Regions from separate parts of the Mus musculus genome. Here region 2 is linked to region 1. A link is a loop called in an ENCODE intact Hi-C map of the cell type or tissue named here. Cell type or tissue: heart. All regions are shown on one strand. Links, peaks and the distances in the headings refer to the core of each region. The heading gives the core; the rest is flanking DNA.

What was found. A loop is a pair of places that touch in the nucleus more often than their neighbours do. Peaks named below come from ENCODE experiments on the same cell type or tissue, not always from the same donor. Only the 100,000 strongest peaks of a DNase experiment are listed, where the experiment ranks them.
Region 2: it touches region 1 in a loop (2.6-fold over the local background); 4 of 42 quality-filtered maps call a loop at or near these places.

Annotation. Positions count from the first base shown.
Region 1 is chr15:86,136,396-86,147,138 of GRCm38, reverse strand. It overlaps Cerk (ceramide kinase), which reads left to right. Exons shown (of 13, transcript NM_145475.4): 9 at 749-854; 10 at 1,575-1,651; 11 at 2,412-2,617; 12 at 4,249-4,457; 13 at 5,527-8,038. The coding sequence ends at 5,581. Gramd4 (GRAM domain containing 4) reads right to left here. Exons shown (of 19, transcript NM_001379572.1): 19 at 9,513-10,743. Among named protein-coding and RNA genes, the nearest start is that of Gm15569, 44 kb to the left of the region's middle. In heart, for the core only: a CTCF peak has its summit at 6,637 (motif pointing right); no DNase peak of the experiment used is centred there.
Region 2 is chr15:86,229,489-86,240,231 of GRCm38, reverse strand. It overlaps Tbc1d22a (TBC1 domain family, member 22a), which reads right to left. Exons shown (of 13, transcript NM_145476.2): 2 at 5,446-5,502; 3 at 4,379-4,716; 4 at 939-1,115. Among named protein-coding and RNA genes, the nearest start is that of Tbc1d22a, 20 kb to the right of the region's middle. In heart, for the core only: a CTCF peak has its summit at 3,801 (motif pointing right); DNase peaks (open chromatin) are centred at 3,781 and 4,961.

The sequences.
Region 1 (10,743 bases), core at 3,856-8,855:
CCGGCCTGCACCATGCAGCATGGACAGCGCGGTTCAGTAGGCACCTTGGGAGGCAGTGCCACCCTGACCTTTGTCCTAAATTCACCCAGGGGGACACCAATGTTGTGGATGATAATGACTCTGATGGGAGTTAAGCACACAGGAGACAGGGGGCATTGCTGACCATGTCAAAGAGGGGTGGTGGAGACTCTGAGCCGTCAGGACACAGGACAGCCCCCCCCCCCCCTTGAGTTCACTCAAGGTCACTGCTGCCAAATACGTAGCAGCCTTAATATGTGACCAAAGCCCTGACCACACCTCTCACGGTGCTTTTTTTGGTGCTATGGTACTTGGAGCCATTGTGAGGAGGGCAAAATTTGCACCTCCTTCTGGTATAGTAACAGTGTCACCTGCAAGGGTCCCCTGCAGACTGGTTGGCTCCCAGTTTTCTTTAAATTGTTTTTTGTTGTTGTTGTTGTTTTGTTTTATAATTTTCTGTGTCTGAGGACTACATATATGCCCAGTGTCTGTGAAGGGCAGAAGAGGGCATCAGAGCCCCTGGAACTGAAGTTACAGGTGGTTGTGAGTCACTGTGTAGGTGCTGGGAATTGAACCAGGGTCCTATGGAAGGGCAGCCAGAGCTCATAAGTGCTGAGCCAGCTCTCCAGGCCCCTGCTCTCTGGATAATGGTGGTGGTGGTGGTAATCTAAGGACACGCATAACCAGGTAGTGACAAATGGGTGCTCTTTCTCTTCTGCTCTTTTCCCAGGGTTGAAGACCTTTCTCTCTCATCAGTACTATGAAGGGACACTGTCCTTCCTCCCAGCACAGCACACGGTGGGATCTCCACGGGACAATAAACCCTGCCGGGCTGGGTAAGCAGGCGCAGGTCTGGTTAGGTTTCCACTGTAAATCACTTGACCTGTGCAGGGCTGGCGAGGAGCCTGTTCCTGTTAAAGGACAGTGGATGCAGGAGGACTTTGCAGATGTAGAGGGGAAGACGCCCGAGTTTTCATAGGTTTGTGTAGAGCTTCCCAGTTCATAGATGCTTCCAGAAGAGCTGGCCTGATGACTCCATTCTGGCGACGTGCACAGCAGCTACGTTCTCCTCAAGGTGCAGACTCAAGGGGCAGGTCCAATACTAGGCTAGTCTCACCCACACCCAGATGAGAAATCTGCTCCAAGTTACTGACTGGAGCATCGGCTCATGGCGTCTGTTCCGTGAAATAAAGGCACTCTCACCTCCATTGGTGCATCCTGAGCTAGGCAGTCAAGCCTATCTAGAGATGTTTGCAAGCCCCGGAGAAGGAAGCCGCTGATTAATAGGTGTGGATTTAGGTCTAATCTCGAGAGTTTGAAAGTAGTACCCTAAAGAACGATTTCTGGTGGAGCCTTTGAAACTCGAGCCTCTTATTGTTTGAAAAGGAATTTAAATGTGTGTGTTTGTGTGTGTGTGTGAGTGTGAGTGTGTCTGTGGGTGTGCATGTGTGTTCATGTGTGCATGTGTGTGTGCATGTGTGTGTTGAGATGGGGCTTGGTTGTTTAAAGGCACTCGGTGCATGCACTAGAGGCAAGGAGAGCATGCTGTCTTTCAGGTGCTTCGTGTGCAGGCAGAGCAAGCAACAGCTGGAAGAAGAAGAGAAGAAAGCCCTGTATGGCCTGGAGAACGCCGGTAATCATTAGGAGTGTATTCTTGTGTGTGCCCCACGGCACATGACCACTCCTGGCTGTCCACGCCACCTCTCTCTCTTCCTGGTTGTACTGTGTCAATTTTTCTGGGTAGCCCCAGGCAGCATCGAGTCATTTCAGCTCAGGAGATGCTGGAGAGCCTTGATATTTGTAGGAAAGCCTTCCATCACTGTCACAAGGCTAGGCCAGAGCCACGGCTGCCATTCCAGCTGCTATGAAATATAGGTTGGCAAATGTCCTGCTTGGCCTTGGCTGAATGCGTGCCTTCCACTATACTCACCACAAGGTCTTCGTTACACCCCTTCCCTGCAAGAATGACAGCTACAGTGTGTGGATAAGTGGGCGTGTCGTGGGCCTAAAGCATTGTCTATGGACTCTTGAGACTGGAATTTTGTGTCATATTCTTCTACAAGCTATTGCTCTTTAAAAAAAATTTTTTTTAGCCTACCCAAAATCTGTGGCAACCACTCCTAGCCTATAAGCCATATAAAGAGAAATGGTAGGTCAGATTGACCCCTGCATAGGGCTGCTCACCCTTGTTAAACTCCTCTCCAAAAGAGACATAACCTGCTCCCTATAAGACCTTCTGAGGTCCCGAGGTGAGTGGGTGGTTCCATGGTATATACTCAGGCCAGAATGAAAGCATGCGGCAGGAGAGAGAGCAGCTGGCAGGCACCCCTTGCATGCTGTGCAGCTGCCTCTGTGCCACGTTGATCTTAGCGCCCACCTGCTGTCCTCCGCAGAGGAAATGGAAGAGTGGCAAGTGACATGTGGGAAGTTCCTGGCCATCAATGCCACCAACATGTCCTGTGCTTGTCCTCGGAGCCCTGGGGGCCTGTCCCCATTTGCCCATCTGGGAGATGGGTCTTCTGACCTCATCCTTATCCGGAAGTGCTCCAGGTTCAACTTCCTGAGATTCCTCATCCGGCACACGAACCAGGAGGACCAGGTGAGGCGCACTCTTGCCCCGAGGTCATTCACATTTGGACAATTCCCCACACACTGGTTCATAGGATCTGTTGTTAACTTCCCAAAACAGACATTTTTGGATGCATATTTCACACTCCTTAAGGTCCTTGGCAGTTCCTGCATGTGGATTTTCATTTAAAAATATGGATCTGGGTCCCAGAGAGACGGCTCAGCAGTTAAGAGCATTGGTTGTCTTTGTAGAGGAACTATGTTCAGTTTCCCAGCTCTCAACTCTCTATAACTCCAGTTCTAGGGGACCCAGTGCCTTTTTCTGGCCTCCACGGGCACCAGGCATACACACGGTGTACAGATACACACATGCAGCCAAACCCCACCCCCCAATACACACACTTAAAAATAATTTTTAGAAACAGAGAATTCTAAAAATTACCCCTAATGAAGTATAGGATTCTTATGTATGTATGTATTTTAAAGATTTATTTATTTATTTTATGTATATGAGTACACTGTCACTGTCTTCAGACACACCAGAAGAGGGCATCCGATTCCGATTTACAGGTGGTTGTAAGCCACCCTGTGGTTGCTGGGAATTGAACTCAGGACCTCTGGAAGAGCAATTAGTGCTCTTAACTGCTGAGCCAACTCTCCAGCCCTCTTTAAAGTATTTATATCTATGGAGGATTTTTAAAAGTGTGTGTGTGTGTGTGTGTGTGTGTGTGTGTGTGTGTGTGTGTGTTAGTGTCCCAGAATTTTCCCTGTCCAATTACATTAGTGCAGAGGAGGCCTGTGATTGGACAGGGAAAGGGAAGGCGGAGCTAAGAGTTGCAGAGACAGAGAACATCTCAGGGGAGAGAGGAAGGAAGATGGCTGCGGACTTGAACCCGAATGGCGTTTACCAGCCACAAGTAGCTATGATGATTTCACAAGGTTAGAAATATTGGAATAAAGCTTTTATCATTATCAATTGGCTCTGAAATTATTGTATTGGCATTTTGTAAATTGTGATATGATTGATATATAAATTTGATTGGTTAATTAAGCTTTAAGAGTTTTGATTCTACTGGGTAATTAGGTGTTGAGATGGCTGACCATGGGGTCTGTGGGACATTGTGTGGTAGCAAGAAGAAGAGGGGCCACCGCTGGAGAGATGGCCCAGCGGGAGCCCTGTGGCCCCATGGTATGGCTAGAGAGTTGGTGGGCCTGAAGGAGTCCAAGAGCCTTAGTTCAGCCCTGAGGAGAGTTGGCGGGTTCGTTTTTATATTTCCCGCAACATGTTAGTGCGATTGCTCAGAGAACAGGCGTGTTGGATTCCCCTGGAACTGAAGTTACAAGTAGTTGTTGAGCTGCCTAATGTGAGTTCTGGGACCCAAACTTTGAGTCCTTTGCAAAAGTGGTCTGAGCTCTCAACCTCTGCACCATCTCGCTAGCCTCAGACCTGAGATTTCAAAGGTATCGGCAGTCGTGTGAAGCTCCCAGGAGGACAGCGCACATCCGGTCTCTAAGTTGTTAGATGAGGAGGGTCGGCGGCCTGGAGACACTGTTGTCTGCGTCTTCACAGGACCACGAGTCCTGGCTGGCTGAAGCAGCCGAGGTGAGAGGCTTGCCTCACCCACTCCACTCACCACCGCCCCACCATGTTTGCCTTGACAGTTCGACTTCACTTTCGTTGAAGTTTATCGAGTCAAGAAATTCCACTTCACGTCGAAGCACGTGGAAGACGAGGACAATGACTCGAAGGAACAAGAGAAGCAGAAGTTTGGGAAGATCTGCAAGGACAGACCCTCTTGCACTTGCTCAGCCTCCAGAAGCTCCTGGAACTGCGATGGCGAAGTCATGCACAGCCCGGCCATTGAGGTCAGGTGAGTGGGCCGCACCCCCGCCACCCACCCAGACGGCTGTCCACAAACGCTGTCTCCGCCCAAGGGTGCCTCACAGATGTCACCGGAGCTCCCTGGGGATCGCGGCAGAAAGCACCAGGCGTTGCTTCCCCCGTGTCCTTATGCCAGGCGTGGAAGCTGTGTGATCCGACCTTTGCATGGGGCAGGTGCTGACTCTGTGGCACTATGTGTTGCCGACAGGGGTTTTGAGGCTCTTCTGATCTATATTCTCTTTCTTTGCCATCCTTGCCATTCTGTCCTTGGTGTCTGTCAGTCATAGTCCCCCCTCTCTAGTTAAAATAAGCAAAAGTGACTGGCTTCCTAGGTACTTTCTAAGTCCTGGACTCCCCACCCTCCCCACCCCCCCCCAATTCCCACCCTCACTCCCCACTCCGTGCCCCAGGTGCCTGTGGTCAGTGACAGGTGCTCAAGGTTGGGACGTGGAGCACCAAGCAGGAGTCAGAGGGATCAGGACGGGCATGCTGATTCTGTCAGGCAAAGAGCGAGCACATATGAGCTTCAGAGGAGCCCACAGAGGCCACACCACACAGCCTTAGGGGCCTTGGAAGCCTCTGGTAGCCCACAAGGACATGAGCAAGAACCTGGGGCCAGGTGGCTGGCTCTGAGTGACTTCACCCATTTAGTCACCGAGGTACGCAAAGGCAGCTCAGGGTCACTCTTAGCCAACAGGGTTGGTACTGAGCTTTAACGGGAGCCGCCCCTGGAACTTGCTAACTACGCCTCAAGTGCCCAGCATCCAAGCAGCAAGATGCTGGAGGAAGGCTCTCATGGCCTTTCTCGTTGGTGGAGGGCACTTGTTCCCCAACATGTGGTGCTGGGATAGAAACCAACAGAACTGGCCAAGGAAAAGTCTCTCCCCACAAGAAGAATAAGGCATGCTGTCTTTTGAGAACAGACTGTCAGTGCGGTTGTAGAGCACATTCGGAGACCTCAGGAGAACTGGGAGATTCTGGGAGGTGCGGGGTTCGGGGGGTCGGCTGTGAGTGATGAGACACACGTGGAATCTGAACACTGCTATTTGTGCCCGCAGGGTCCACTGCCAGCTGGTGCGCCTCTTTGCTCGGGGAATCGAGGAAGAGTCATAAGCAAGAACCCCAAAGCCCAGGAGCTGTCGGCCTTGAGCTCGGGGAGTGTGGAAATTACTTAAGAAAAATTCGACAGACCAGTTATGTTGATATATCCATTTGAATTTAGAAATTTATTTTTGATAGGTAAATCTTGGTTTTTAGAAAAGACAGCTTTGTCAACAGTTCTGTATCCATACCTGGTACCCTCGGCCCCGCTTCCGAGTCGCTTTTCACTTCTTCTCAGCAAATGGCACTTGCTGGTTCCGGGCATTGGCTTCCTAGATTTTAGCCATGCCGACCGTGCATATTTCAAGACAGCCCCTTAGTGGGCTACACTGCAATAATTTTTAGGGACATTATAATATGACTACGTCCCAGGAATCAGGTTACACCATCTGGTCACATGGGTAAAACCCGGTCACCTTGACCCCTTTGGTGGGACTTCCTCTGGAATTGTCCGTGGCCAGGTTTGGGAAGGTAAATAGCTGTCTTGGCCTCCGCTTTACACACACCTTCATTTACGATCAGGACGTCGCTATGTGGCCCTTGCTGCACACCACAACTGACTCAGCGAGGTCCTCCGCACAGCCATGCCTGCAGAGCAGGGCCATGTCACAGCGAGAAGACACCCAGGGTGACGTCTCATCCTCAGGATCCCCCACGTCTGCTGCCATCACAGCCGCATCCCGTGAGACAATTCAGCAAAGCGCCCACTTGGAAGCTTCATTCTGTCAGCCCTGGTAGCCTGCACACCCTGGCCAAGGCAGTCTGAAGCACTGGCTAAGAGGAGGCTCCATTTGGAATCAAAGCACTTCTACAGCTGGGTTTTGAAAGAGGTAGGGGGTGGCGGGGACAGAGAGTCACTGACACACACAGAGGGTACTCGGTGAGTTCGATACCACCCTCAACCTGACTGTCACCAGCGAATGGTGGGTGATCTCGGGTCACCCCCAGGTACTCTGGTGCAAGCCTTATGTCTACTCCTGGTTCCACATCCATTCTTCCGCACTGTGGATTCTGTTCTTATTCATAGCTTTCTCCCTATCCATCACGTCTTGGCTATTTGCTCTGTCTCCACAAGGGGGCGCTAAGCTGCTCAGGCCGAAGCCCTGGGCGCATGACCAGTTTTCCTCTGAAGGCATTCCCAACCCAGGGGCTTCTCGGCCACATACTATGGCCTGTGCTGTGTCTCCAGATGGATGCATCTGAAATGTGTATAAAAGGGTTTTATGTGAAATTCAGGCCTACACAGCTTAAACTTGACTTGCAAACGGGGAAGGGCACTGACTGTTACAAGAGCTGGTTTTAGGTTCTGCACTGGGGGAAGTGTGCATCTCGTGCTGGTCCAGTTACTCGCTACAGAATTCTGCAGGCCACACGGCTTTCCAGGTCCTCTTGCACTGACTTCTGTTTCGAGGCATACACAAAATCCTCTGTTTAGTATTCAGTCCCATCCAGACAAAAGAGCAGCTGTAAAGGCGGCCATGTTCAGGGACCACTTTAAAGGCAGTTGTGCGGCGGTGCTATTTAATGATTGTCGAGTAGAAAGCTGGCTAGAAAGAGTAAATGAACTAGCAGTTTCTATCCAGATCTGTCCCTGGATGGGCAGAGCCCAAAGGTGCCAGCCTAGCAGCTCTGTGAGTAGGTAGGCAGCCCTGGAGCAGCGTGAGGGCCGATGCTCAGTTGTCCACCTCAATGTGGCCCCTCGCCCCCGGCATTCCAGAGGGGGCTCAGGGCCCGAGGCAGCTGTGGGTGCCCCTGGATCTCAGGAATTGCACTGTCCTCCAAGGACTCAGGTCTTCACTGACCTTGCTACATGATACCCACGCCCTGGTCCACCCCTGCCGCTGCCAGGGCTGGAGGAGAGATGCAGTCAGAGGATGCTTTGCCGGTGCTTAGCAGTGCAAGCCACGCTCGGAATCTCCAACCCCGGCGCAGTCATGGAGCATCATGAGTGTCAGACACTTAGGGCCCTTGACACGGCTGCGCAGGATTGGGGGGGGGGGCGTGCTGACATTCACAAGCAGTAGACAGTCTTCATGATGCTTTTTAGATGCAATACCCCAAACTTCCCGGGTCTTAGGTATTTTAGGAGGAAAAAACAGGGGTAAAGGTTAGACAGTGGCAACTTAGGATCCTGTTAGGGTCTGGCCCATGTTTTAACTCCCACTGGTGCATACCAATTAGGCAACAGTCATAAGCTGTAACTTATTTTTGTTTATGGAAACTAAGTAGTGGGAACGGGGACCGGGGAGCGGCTGGTTTCCCAGAGGATGCTTCAGCCAATGCAATCTCCTGGAGCTGGGAGCACTGACTGGGAGCACTGACACAAGAATGGCCCAATTATGCCTCCTGGTCTTGCTGGCTTCAAGATTAGAAAGTGGCATATTTGATCTGGTATATTTGAGAAGACAAAAAAAATAATAATAAAGTTACTTTGGGCAGACTATGGCCTCCCCTCATCCTCATTTACAAGTTCTTTTCAATGCAGATTTTTTTTTAAAAAAAGAGAAATGAAAACACAGTTTAATGAATTTTTGCTAAGAAACTGAATGCCACCCTAAATACTCATGGTGTTCTTCCTGACTTATCTGCTCCCCCCACCCCACCCCCACCCTCCTGGGTCACTCTGCTGACATTTTAACATTTGAGCAGACCCTCCTTGTGTCACCTGGTGTGTGTCTCCCATTGCATTGTTATTTAGCTAGTAGGCTCTGCCATTAGCCTGAAGGAACCGCACGGATACAGCTGTGCTCATATGGTACAGCTATGCTGAGTAGAGCATGAATGCTGTCTCTGTAGAGCCAGCCACAGCAGCATGTATTGGGGTCTGCATGCACTGCGCCTTCAGACACTCTGCCTGGCCTAAGGGAACCAGATGAGCACCTCAAACAGGACTAGGCATGGTGGCGTTATACAGCTGAGAGGTCGTGCCACAGGCTCAGGAAGGACAACTGCAGAGGCACAGAGAGGGTGAAAGAGGAGTGATTAGGATCAAATGGTGGGATGAGCTCTCGGGAGAGCTGAGAGTATTCTATTTGCCAAGTTCCAAGGGAACTCTGACTATGCTATGGCACAGCACCAAAGCCAGTGTGTGCTATGAATGGATGGTTGGATGGATAGGACGGTAGGTGGATGGATGGATGGATGGATGGATGGATGGATGGATGGATGGATGGATGGGTGGGTGGATGGATGGATGGGTGGATGGGTGGGTGGGTGGGTGGATGGATGGATGGATGGATGGGTGGATGGGTGGATGGTATATGTTATGGATAGAGAGAAGATGGATGGATGAAGTACATGTGTATGAAGTGTGGATAGATGTCAGGATGGGCCAGTAGCGGGATGATGTGTGGGTGAATGCACAGAACGTGCAGTGCCCGTCCTATGGCCCTGTAGCCCCTTTCCAAAGATGTTTGGGCAGCTTACTGGCCGCTCATTTGGGGCAGAGGTGGGGCCAGGCACCAACCGTGTGCCCATCTGGGTTTTGACTCCCAGGTTTTCTCGTATCTCCCCTGTGCCCAATGTCAGTATCTGAATCAATAAAGTCACAGCTTTGCCAGAGACCCTTCTGTTCAGAATCCCAGGGTGGCAGAGACCACAGCTCAATGGAGCCAAGGCCAACACTGCAACCCCAAGGCACTGCCTGGTCCAGACTCCCCCTCACACACCCAGGGCCAGCTACTTTTCCGGTCTGTCTTCTGGGATCCCCAGGACTACCTCCTGCTCCTAGCTTCCCTCACACCAGGGGGCGCAGTAGAGCAATCAGCACCCACTCCCCATCCCATTTCATACCCAAGCCTTCAGTCTCATAGACAGTTTTGTGCTCGACCCAAATGGCACTAGTGGCCACGAAGACTCTGGTATGGTATAGACCTGAGAGTTACCCAGCTGATCTACCAACCAACATCTACACACTCAGCTAAGAACAAAGGATTCCTCAGACTCAGCACAGAGCATTTTAGGTTTATTAAATAAAAATTATAATTTATACAAGACTTTGTATCTAAACAAGGTTTTCTTTTTTTAAAAAAAAAAGTGACAGAGGATTTTTTTTCCTATCAGTTCTTTATAGAATATGATCCTTTTGTAGAACAAAAGTTACACCAGCAACAATTATGTACAGATCCAAAACAGACTCAAGCTTCACACATACAAAATTGAACATTCTAGGTCAGTGATTAGTGAGCAATTAAACACCTGCCCAGATCACACAATCCAGTACAAACCCCAGTGTCTCTGTAAGGATGCCTAGAAGCTACATAGGCCCCTGGCCCAGCCCTGACCCCCTAAGCTCTACTCAAAGATCTGCCGGTGGCTAATGGTAGAACTTGGGGCCACCTCCCTGACCTACTGCCCTGACCCATGGTCAGTCTTCATCTCTCTTTCCCAAAGAAAGAGACTCAAACTAAACCACGTATTCCACCCTGAAAGCCTTCCCTGCTTAAGGCCTCTCTGTAGCACACCGGGGTGGCAACACTCACAACCCAGGCACCGCCAGGGTCCATGAAGTGTTAGCCACCATGTGTGGCTATCACCCATGAAGCCATCCTCACGGACAGGTCAGAGGCCATGTTGCCTTCCCTCTGGCACGTTGGGGTGCTCCTTCTCTGATTCCGTGCTCTTCATAGCACAAGCATATTCCAGGGGCCCAAGCCACGGCCCTGGGTCGAGGGTCCCGCCTCCCCATCCAGACTCCTCCGTCTATGTACCTGGAGCTGTGTGGCCTCTGCTACGCATCTGGAGTGGTATGTGTGCTTGATCTGGTTGCCTGGCAAGCCCTTCCCACCCCCAGTGTGTGGCCTGAAGTCCCCTGGGAATGAGGTGTCATGAGCCCAAGCCACCGGGCCTCACACCTACGCCGGCAAACGAGCGTTGGAGCAAAGGTAAAAATTACATTTGAAAAATGGTACAAAAATAAGAAAGACAGCTTGCTCTCTGTAAAAAATATAATCTTCTGTTTCTTCAAAAAAGCAATCTCAGTGACATCTGAAGGACTCGGGACAAGCTGAAGGAGACAAGAGTGGTCCACCTGGGAGATTCACAGGTGGCGTCGTGGTTGCCCCCCCCAGAGGCCCAGGCCTGCAAGATCGCCCACCTGTGAAGTCTCCACCTTTGTCGGGGCAGGGAGCATGGGTGGGATGGGATGTGCCTTACCCCTGCAGAGCGTGCAGTAA
Region 2 (10,743 bases), core at 2,884-7,883, 94 kb before region 1:
CGAGTTCCAGCACAGCCAGGGCTATATAGGGAGACCCTGACTCAAAAAGAAGAAAAAAAAAGTATTACACTAAAAGAAAAATTCCATTGCACAGACTTTAAGACCTAAGGCGCCCTGCTCCAACCTTGAACAGAAAACTTGGCCATCCTTCCCTAAAGCTCCCCAGAGGCACAGGTCAGCTTCCTGCGGCCCATCCACAGGCCCCACGCGCCACCTCCTGACCATGAGGGGCATTGCACCTCACAGTCCTCGGCCTGCAGTGTGCTGCTCTGCACTGCCTCTCTCTCCCGTTCAAACACTATTTCTCTGCTGTGAGGGATCCCATGGCCGGGACCTCTCGTGGCCCTCAGAAAAGTCAAGTCCCTAATAAACACCTCTCCTTGAGCTCCTTCAGCAAGCACCGGCTATGAAAACGAGAGAACCAGTCATCCGACGGCAATCCCACCACAGGATCCTGAAAGCAACAACTGTCTTAGAGACTGGCCAGTGTCCACACAGGCATTGCAGGTGACCGTGCAACTGACAACAATTCACCCCGCAATCATCCTCTCCCCACTGTCACACTTATGCCACCCTTAGTCCCATGTCTGCAAAGTACAAAAGTCAATAGTTGAGGATGGTAGTCATCCCTCCTCATTCCCCAGATGTCACAGTCAACCCACAGCCTATGAAGAACAAGGACAGCCACCTGCCAGGCCTCTAGGGGCTCCCCCTGAGGACCACATACTGTAGCATTAAGTAAAAAGGATTAAGCATATATACCAGGAAATTGTATACTGTGTTGGGAATATGTTAGCACACATGTCTAAAGGAATTAAGCAGTCCAACTACCAGCATTTTAGGGACTCGATGTCATGAAAACGCAACACAGCAGGTGTGTAACCAGTTATGACACCTTTGGTCTTGTAAGAAACCACAACCCACTCTCAGGGACTCACCAAGGTCTGTGTTGGGGCCAGCAAGCAGCTGTTTGAACTTGTCCAGCCGAGAGGTCTCTCTCTTACTCAGGGCTGAGTCAGCAAGGGCATGTGGGTCAGATGTCCCACTCAGTGTCACTGTGGCCGAGTGGGGAAGAGACTGGGACCGTTGCAGAGGGACTGTATCACCGGTGCTCTCTAGAAAGGGCAGAAGAGCAAAGGGCAAGGTTAGCAGAAGCCCTTGGCCCCCTGAGCACATCTTCTCTTTTACCCATGTGCCCAGGTGCTCACCATGTTACCATGGGCCTTTGTGACCATCATCTGGTCAGCTCTCCCTCCCTCCCATCACCCAGCACCAAACACTAGCTCACTAATGAAGTACTGTTCACCAGACAAACAGATACATCCTGATAGCCAACAAAATCCAAAGCACTCCTCTGCAGCCTTCAGATATCCACAGGCCTGGACAGTAGGCTTAATGGGCCACCCAGGTGTACTCGGCAGGCAAGCCACTGTCCATCAGAAAAGGAAAGGATGATGCCACAAAGGCACTGAGGACAGCAGGTAAGTGACCAGGAGGCTCAGAAGGACCAGAGCACATCTCATTCAGTGCCCCACCACCACTCACCCACCCACCCATCCACCCATCCCAAGTCCTAGCACACAGGGACAAAGAAAGCCAGGCAGGCAAGGAGCCTTCATGGACAAGTCAGGAGCCCCTCTCTCGGGGTTTCCTTAGCTGCCCCCCCCCCCCCCAAACCCTGCAGGTTCAAGGAGTCCTGAGGAGGGAGGGGAGATGGCACAATCCATTCTGGGATCTGGCTAGGAACAGCCCAGAGAGGAGCCAGGTCACCCAACAAAGAGCCACAGGAACCAAGGGCATAAGGCTCTGTGGTCCCTGACTCTACCCAGCAGCCTCAACTCTCAGAAGGCACAGACCAGTTTGCAGTCAAGAGGGAGCTTCAGGAAAGATCCAAATTCAACATGCTGGTGTCTGCCTTAGGCCCTATAGACAAGCACCCAAAATACACCCTCCCACACATCAGCCCTGGAGCTCAGGAGCAGAACACCGTGGGGAATCTATGCATGTGTGTGTGATGCACATATGTACATCTGCATGTGCAATCAAGTTCAACAGCAGGTGTCTTCCTCAGTCCCTCTCGACTCTATTTTTGGAGGCAGGTTCTTTCACTGGGCATGAAGCTCACTGAGTTAGCTTGACTGACTAGCCAGCAAGCGCCAGAGATCCTCCATTATGTCTACATTCTAGCATCCAGGGCTGAGATGGCTACAATAGGAATGGTCCTACAGCTCAGATATTTGAATGATTGGTCATTATGGGGTAGAGCTACTTGACAGGGATTAGGAGGTGTGGCCTCGCTGGAGTAGGTGTGGCCGTGGAGGAAGTGTGTCACTGGGGATGGGCTTTGGGGTTTCAAATGCTCAAGGCAGGTCTGTGTGTGTCTCTCTCTCCCTGTTGCCTACGGATCTGGATATAGAATTCTCAGCTAGGGGCCAGGCGTGGTGGCGCACGCCTTTAATCCCAGCACTCTGGAGACAGAGGCAGGAGGATTTCTGAGCTCGAGGCCAGCCTGGTCTACAAAGTGAGCTCCAGGACAGCCAGGGCTACACAGAGAAACCCTGTCTCGGGGAAAAAAAAAAAAAAAAAAAAAGACTTCTCAGCTACTTCCCCAGCACCCCACCTGTCTGCAGGCCACTGTGCTTCCCACCATGGCCGTGATGGATTAGACCTCTAAATATAAGCAAGCCTCAGCTAAATGCTTTCTCTTATACGCATTGCTGTGGTCACTGGCGTCTCTTCACAGCAACAGAACACTGACTAGGACAGAGTCGCACACAGCTATCTGGGAGGCACAGGAGGGAGTGATGAGAATCTGAGGTAAGGATCCAGTGTCCCTCACATTTCTTCCTACTATGAGGAAACATTCACAGCCAGCAGGTCCCATCTTGAGGGTCTCTTGCAAGCAGTCGCAGCCGTTCTGGTGAAGAGGTGAGCTGTTATGATCAGAGGGTAGCACTCTATGGCAACAGGGGCTAAGCCCTGGATAGACACACTCCTGCAGCTCCCAGAGCCAATCTAACTAATCCTGGTAGAGGTCTCACTAACTACGGTGCAGGACTCCCTGGCCTGACTGATGAGGGTGTGGCAATATTCAGTCTCTGTCAGGGCACTGCAGAAATCTGAGCACACACCATGCTCAGTGACACACACTATCCAACATGAGAGCAAGATCTCTGGATGAGAACTCCTGGTCTCTGCAGGAGCCCGCACTAACAGGAGGAACTCTAGAGCCACAGACAACCCCAGCCCCACCCCAAGCCACCTCTCCTGAGCAGCTAGGGGTCTTCTTGGTACTACATTTGTAAAGGAAGAACAACACAACTCCCTCCTAGAAGCCTGAGGAGTTTGAAGAATTTACCATCCAAGGGGCTGGCTGTGGTATTAGCCATACAATGAGCAACAACATGCTATTATTATTAAATGCTCAAGAAAAAAAAATCTCTCCCAGATAACAAATACAGGACGCTCAGCCCAAGGTTTGCAGGACACAGCAAAGAGCTCAAAGCCCCTTCCCCAGGAACAAGACGTCCTGAGAAGTGTTTACTTGTACTGGAGAGGCTGCCACAGTGTGACACCACCAAGCTCCATCATCTCCTGGAGATGAGTCTGTTTCTGATCTGGACCTCCAAGTCAGATATCCTGTGATCCACCACTCTCAGCTCCTCCATATGGTGTGCTGAGGGCCAACACCAGCAATAGCAATGCCCTCGGTCCAGCCAGCTGTGGGCACGTGAGAAGTTGTGTCCACCACTGCATGAGCACAGGGGTGGGCAGAATCCAAGGTTCCTGTCAATCCTTGGATGCCGCCACTAGAGGGCAGCCTGCCTAGACTAAGCAGACAGGAGGTAGAAGGGAGCAATCCCCCATCAGATTCAGAGAAAGCCACCTTCCCCTGTAAACTCGGACTTCCAAATTTGCTACAAATCAAATAAAACCAGCTTCTCACCTGAAGACATGGTAAGGCTTTAGCCCATCAACTCTCAGAAGGCGGTTCTGAAAATGAGGCTATGTAAAAGCCCCTTTCTGAATCTAGCAGGGTGGCCTTAGACTACTATGGATCTGTTTTTCATCTGTAAATGAGAGCACCCTTACCCAGGGGAGGCATGCGTGGGCACTCCTGGCTCCTTTCTGAAGAAGCCTAGGATCTCCCATCGCCTGTGCTCCCCAGTGGCCCTCTTCTTGGGCCCCCACACCAGCCACAAGCCTGGTCCCCAAATAAAGAAAAGACCATCTGGAGCCCACGGGCCTGGGAGGGCCACATCCGCATGAAAGATGGCCGTACAGGCTCTCAAGGCCCAGAGTCCTGGTGCAAACAGGCACACAGCCCTCTTTATTCCAATCCAATCCTTCCTTGGCTCTATTGTCCCTTCATCCCTACCTGAAGGACAAGGAGTGTGGCTCTCACTGACAGACTTCACCAGGCGAAGGTCACCACTGGGAGGTACAGGAGGCTCTGCTATGGGCTGAGGCTCTGGCTCTGGTTCTGTCGTCTTCTGTGAAGGCTGGCTCTGCCTCTGGCTGTGATTGCGCAGGACACGATGTGCTGTCTCCATGACCACCTCAGAGTTCAGGCTCTCTGTCGCCATGGCCAGGAGCTCATCATCGTCTTCACCGGCATCCCAAGCATCACTGGTGTTGCTCTCAAACTCCTGGAAGGTGCTGACCCGCTTGGCCTTCACCGGAGTGGTGGGCACCTTGGGCGTGGACTTGAGCAAGCTACAAAGCAAAGGTGTCTTTACTGTGCACACTCAGCCAAAAAAAGAATCCCAAGGGAGAAGGTACTTCATCTAGATGAGGGTGCCAAGAAAAGCACAAAGTGTGGGCATCAAAATAGGACTTGGCACTGCACAGGCTACGTGATAGGGAGGGAGGCGTTCCAGACAAGAGCCACCAAGCAGCACAGAACTACACAGCAATGGTGCCAAGGCTAGAAAGTACATTCTCACGCTCCCTCCATCTCAGCCAAGCTCCTAAAGCAGCAGCGGACGGGTACAGAGCAAGAGGACCTTGCAGAAAACGGGGCCTTGGCATACACACTCGGAGACAGAATAGTTCAAAGGACGTCCCTCCAAGCTTGACAACAACACATGGCATAGGCCCCAGTAGAAGTCTAGAAATATGACAGACAGGTGCAGCCCTGCAGGGCCACACCAGCACTGGGCTAGGCCCAATACTCAGAAGAGCCACCACCAGGACAGAGAGAGTGCAGGACCGAGGAAGGGTTCAGGTGCGGTGTAAGGACAGTCTGGAGCCACGCTGCCCTCAAGCCAGGAGTGCCAGCTCTCTGCAGCCCCACATCCCACTGCCCAGCTACAGGGGGAACTACTCTCGGACAGTAGTGTCTCACAAAGCAAGTGGCTAGGCCATCTGCTGACTGAGAGAACATTTCCCCTCCCTCTGAACCTCCAATGAGCTGGCAGAAGCAGGTCACCAACTGCCACTTACGTGCCATGTAACAGCGGATCAAACGGTGGGTGCTGGGCTCCATACACATGCTGGATGCTAGGAGAACAGGAAACAAAACGTTAGGGTTTTTGGTTTTTTGGTTTTTCGGGTTTTTTAGCTCTGCTGAAAGCCCAATGGTGAATCAAGAAAACTGCCAGCTCCTCAGCCCCACGCCAGGAAGAGCCACACCCATCAGCAGCTGCATGTCAGCCACCGGGGCTACGGCGCCCACAGGCCCACACACCCCACGATGCTCTGGACCATCAGGGAGCCCCAGGAGTCCTCAGACCACTGGGAACACCGGGTTCCTGAGCCACTGCTCACAAATGTGTTTCACAAGCACGACACAACCTCACAAGGTAACCTCACTGGGAATATCCACCAGATGCGCCTCTGGTTATCCAAACATAAAGAATTTTGTAAAGATGTAATCAATTTAAAAACATATGAGGGTGCGACTCTCCCACCAAAACCAGACAGGCTCAGCCAGTACCCTTGAACCTCAGCTCCTCTGAGTCAGGCATGTCCCTTTGAGGTGAGGCCAGGATATCTGTCACCTCGGCATGAGAAGTCTCAAGAATGAAGCCACCTCTGAAGGCTGGTACAGCAGGAGATAGAGTGGCCCTGTGATGGCTTCCTTGAGCTGGGGTCCAGGCAGATCACCTCCTTTCCCTTCCAGGCACAAGAGACAAAGGAATCCCTACTCATCAGAGCCACTGGCGTCAGACACCCTAACTGACATCCCACTCTGGGGTTCCGACACAAGACCCTGATGAAGGGAGAAGCGTGCAGAGAGACATAAAGAGCAATGTAGGTAAGCACATGCAGGCTTTTTTTTTTTTTTATGAAGTCCTGGGACCATGGAGGGCTCAGCTGGTAAAAGGCGCTAGTTGCCAAGCCTGACAACCTGAGTCCAATCCCTGGGTTCAATCATCTAATGGGGAAAGGAGAAAACTGATTCTCAAAGTTGTTTCCTGATCTCCATCCAAGTGCTGTGGGTGACATGTGCATATGCGCGCACACACACACAAATATGTGTAGTATTTTTAAGTGAGTTAAAAGATGTTTTTATTTTAATAGATCCCTCTCCCCAGATCCTCTCAGATCCTCCCCACCTCCCTCGCAAGAAGAAAGAAGGAAGGAAGGAAGGAAGGAAGGAAGGAAGGAAGGAAGGAAGGAAAGAAAGAAAGAAAGAAAGAAAGAAAGAAAGAAAGAAAGAAAGAAAGAAAGAAAGAAAGAAAGAAAGAAAGATCAAGACAAAACAGAAAGATAAAAAACAAAAAGTGCACAAACCAACCCAGAATACACTTTGTGTGGGCCAGGTACTCTGCAGTGTGGTTGATAAACCCAGTCAGACTCCACTGGAGAAAACAGATTGTCCCTTTCAAATAGTCTCTTGAAGAAGGGTGGGACTTTGTGTGTCCACGTCCCCTTCTCAGTGCTGGAATCTGATCTGGTTTGAACGTGTACAGGTCTTGTGCCTGCTGTCAGCCCCTGTGAACTAATGTGTGGCTCATCCTGCTGGGTTTCCTTGGGGTCATCCATCACCTCTGGCTCTGGGAATCTCTCTGCACAGATTCCCTAAGCCTTGAAGGAAGGGGTCTGATAAAGACTTCCCATTTAGAGCTAGCTGCTCCCCCTCCCTCCCTCTCCCTCTCCCTCCCTCCCCACATTGTCCAGTGTTGATTCCCATCCACAGCAAGGAAAAGCTTAGAAGGAAGTTTTCTTTAAATCCTGGGAATGGAGAGATGGACAGAGAGAGAGGGGGAACATACAGTTCTTGCAGAGGACACAAGTTCAATTCCAAGCACCCACATCAAGCATCTTAAGGCTACCTATAACTCCATCTTCAAATCCCTCTTCTGGCTTCCATGGGCACCTGCATTCATACATGCACATCCCTCCACCACCACACATATAAACATAATTAAAAGTAAAAAAAAGAAAGAAAAGTTAGGATCACTACAGCAACTCAGTGGATAAAACTGTTTGCCCCTAACCCTGACAAACTAAGTTTGTTCAATCCCCAGGACCCATATAGTGAAAGGAGAAAACAACTCCTACAAGCTGACCGCTGACCTCTACCTACATGCTGCGGCACATATATACACACACACAAGCAAATACATAAATAAAATACTTTTAATAATAAAAATAAATCTTTTTTAAAATTAAGTTCTACCTTGCTGACTCTGTGATGTGAAGTATTTCCCCAAATTATTACTTCCTTCTTCTTCAGTTTACTTAAGTCATTTGTTTACCTTCAGTTGTGTTACCTGATGTGTGAGGAGCCTACAAGTAGCATATGTAAATGTAAAAGGCCACTCTGAGGCGGAGAGTGCTCGGACTTGCCTGCAACTCCTTGTAAATCTTAATTATTTCAACATTAAACGTTGTAAACCCCACAGGAATAGAATGAGCTCTGGTTCCCTCATCTCTGGCCCGTGCCACCTCCCTGGACAGCATCACTTCTAATTTCACACTGTGCTGCCATATGGCTACAACATAATGAGTTTACCCAAGGTTGACTGTGAAACACAGAACTGATTTAAAAGTGTTTGTGGTTACAAGGATAGCAATAACACCTCTGGAGAGAAATGGCTACACAGCACTTGATAACCTCCTAAGGACAAAGTCCTGCAATGGGAATGCCCTGGGCATAAGGCACACACTTAAGGAGATTTGGCCATGCTGCCAAAGGACAGTCAAGTAGCTCCCTCTCCCGCAACAAGAGCTGGCCGATGGCCAGACCCCACTAACTGGACAGAAGCAATCTCCACGCTGGCTCTGTGCCTGAGATATTTTTTCCACTGGTACCTCTTCTTTTGTAAACTACTCATATCCTGTGTCCATCTGCTAACAAGGATTCACCTGCTTACTGATTTGCAAAGTGAGAATTCCTTCTGTGTCATTTGTGCTGTATGGCCAGCAAATAGCAGTCCCACCAAAAGATGTCCACATCTAGAACTGTGGGCGTGTTACCCTTTCCTGTACAGCCATCAGAATAGTGTGCCTATCAAAGAGAACAGTAGCCTAGTGTTAGAATGCCCTGTGGTCATTCCTATGGGAACACAGCACGCACTCACATTAAACCCAGTGCTGGTTTTCCCTTGGAAAAGAGGTATACCTGAACCTAAGAAAAGAGAGGCAGGCAGAAAATTCTAGACAGATGGGGCCTGGGAGATGTTCAGTAGTTAAGAGGACAGGAATCTGAAACCCCAGGACTCACATGTAACCCCAGATGTATAAGTGAGCATGGTAGTTCATCTGTAATTCCAACCCAGGGAGGGGGAGACAGAGGAAGCCTGGGACAGCTTGGTTAGCAGGACCAATGGCACCACACCAAACAGTTCTGGTTGACTGACACACCTTGCCTCAGTGAAAAGGTGAAGAGCAATGGAGGAAGGCTCACACTTTACGTGGGTAAGCACAGCTACATAGATTTGAAGTGGGTGGGTGCAGTTATATGGGGCATGAGGGATGGGTGCAGTTACACAGGATATAAAATAGAAGAACTAACATGCTTGCTGAACCCTGACTAGAGCTTCCACCTGACTGGCTGGATTTTCTCTCTTGTACCCCAGGCAATACTCTTTGAGTATTAGTCCCAAGAAGTGCCCGTGAGTACCCATCTCAACTGACCCATCATAACTAACCTCCTGTAGCAGTCACTGACCACAGTAAGACAAAAAAGTGAAGAGCCTTACTTCAGCCCTAACCTTCCAGTCCTTCCAGTGACTTCCAGAACATCCTGAGGCAAGAACCAAGCCCCCACAGCCCTGTGCATTACCTGCATTTTACAGAACCCAGGAGAATCAGAAATGTGCTGTTTGTCAAGGGAGAGAACAGGTATATAGTTACTCAGATCATACACAACCTAGAGTAGCCTTTCTCCAAATCTCAGGGGTGCCTGACCCTGGTGCAGTGTTCTCAAGATGAAGAGTCAAAGGGTCCAGGTTCCAATTCCAGGGCCAACACTTACTGGTTGGTAAAACTCAAAACGAGTCAACTCTCTGGTCCTTAAGTTCCTCGGCCTGGGAGAGGAAATGAGAATTTTTACAGGGTACAGTTGTGGATGTGTGGCGGAGAGGGTTTACCTGGGTGAAGCCTGGCATCCAAACAGAAGTCAAGTACACACCGTGGCCAAGACAGCCACAGTGGTAGCACTTTGTATACAGAAAGTGACCCACAGAGAGCACCTGTCACAACTGCCAATCTCTCTTGCCTCTAATACTCACAGGCTTCTTCTATTCCCAATATATTTATATTCAAAACAGTAGGCAGCTTGGCCTGCAGGGCACTATTTGCATGTCATTTTCATAAAAGTCTCTGCAGCATTATCAAAGATTTCAGGCCTTTCCCTCCCAGCAGAACAGGAAACTCATTAATTCTTCATAGGCAAACCACTTGTGTTTATTGAGTAGAAAATGTTCCAACAAAGTTCAAGCTCAGACTTAAAGGAGCCTCGTTTTTATCTTATTAAAATTGCATTTATTTGGTCTAGCATTGCTAAAGAAGAAAAACAGACTTCAGTGGAGCCACTGAAAAGGCCTGGCAAGTGGCACGCATACTTACCTCAGATAAGGAAACCTTTCTGGAAGAATACTCATAGCTGGGGGCGCGCTGCAGAGGTATGTGTGCAGGCTCTCTGACCCACTCCCCCAAAAAAGTACATAAATATGCTCTTGAAATTATTGAATAAATTATATATCTTTTAAGACTCTACAGTTATACAGCACCCTAGGGATACTTTGTGAAAGCAAGGACACGTGACATAACGCCACGTCCTGCCACAGAGACACAAAACCTCTTGTGTAAGCACATAAGGAAAGAGACTCAGCAAAGTCTGTGACACTACACAGGCAGCTAAAAAGTCTTAGCAGGGCTGGGCATCAGAGCTGCGGCCTCCTGTGTGCTGAGCCACACCTCCAGGACATGCATGACCAAGATGCTGAATGTGATAAGACCCGTAGCCAGCGCGCAGAAGGCTCCAAGCTCTCTCTCCTAGATGCTCGCTACCACCTGAGGACTGAGTACAAAGGAAGCAGGGCCTGTGAGTGTAAACACAGACGAGGTACCAACCAAGCCAGACAGAGCAGGCGCTAACCGTGGTGGACAGAGATGAGATTAACTCACCAACAGAACACTGAAAGCAAGTTAAAAATACCCATGTATATTTAATGTACAACACATGTCACTAGTAAATGTTGGTGCAAAACCTTGTCCTTTTTGCATGTGTACCTGAATGCAAAAATAATTCCTATCACGTGTATCTTAGTTACCTTTCTATTGCTGTGA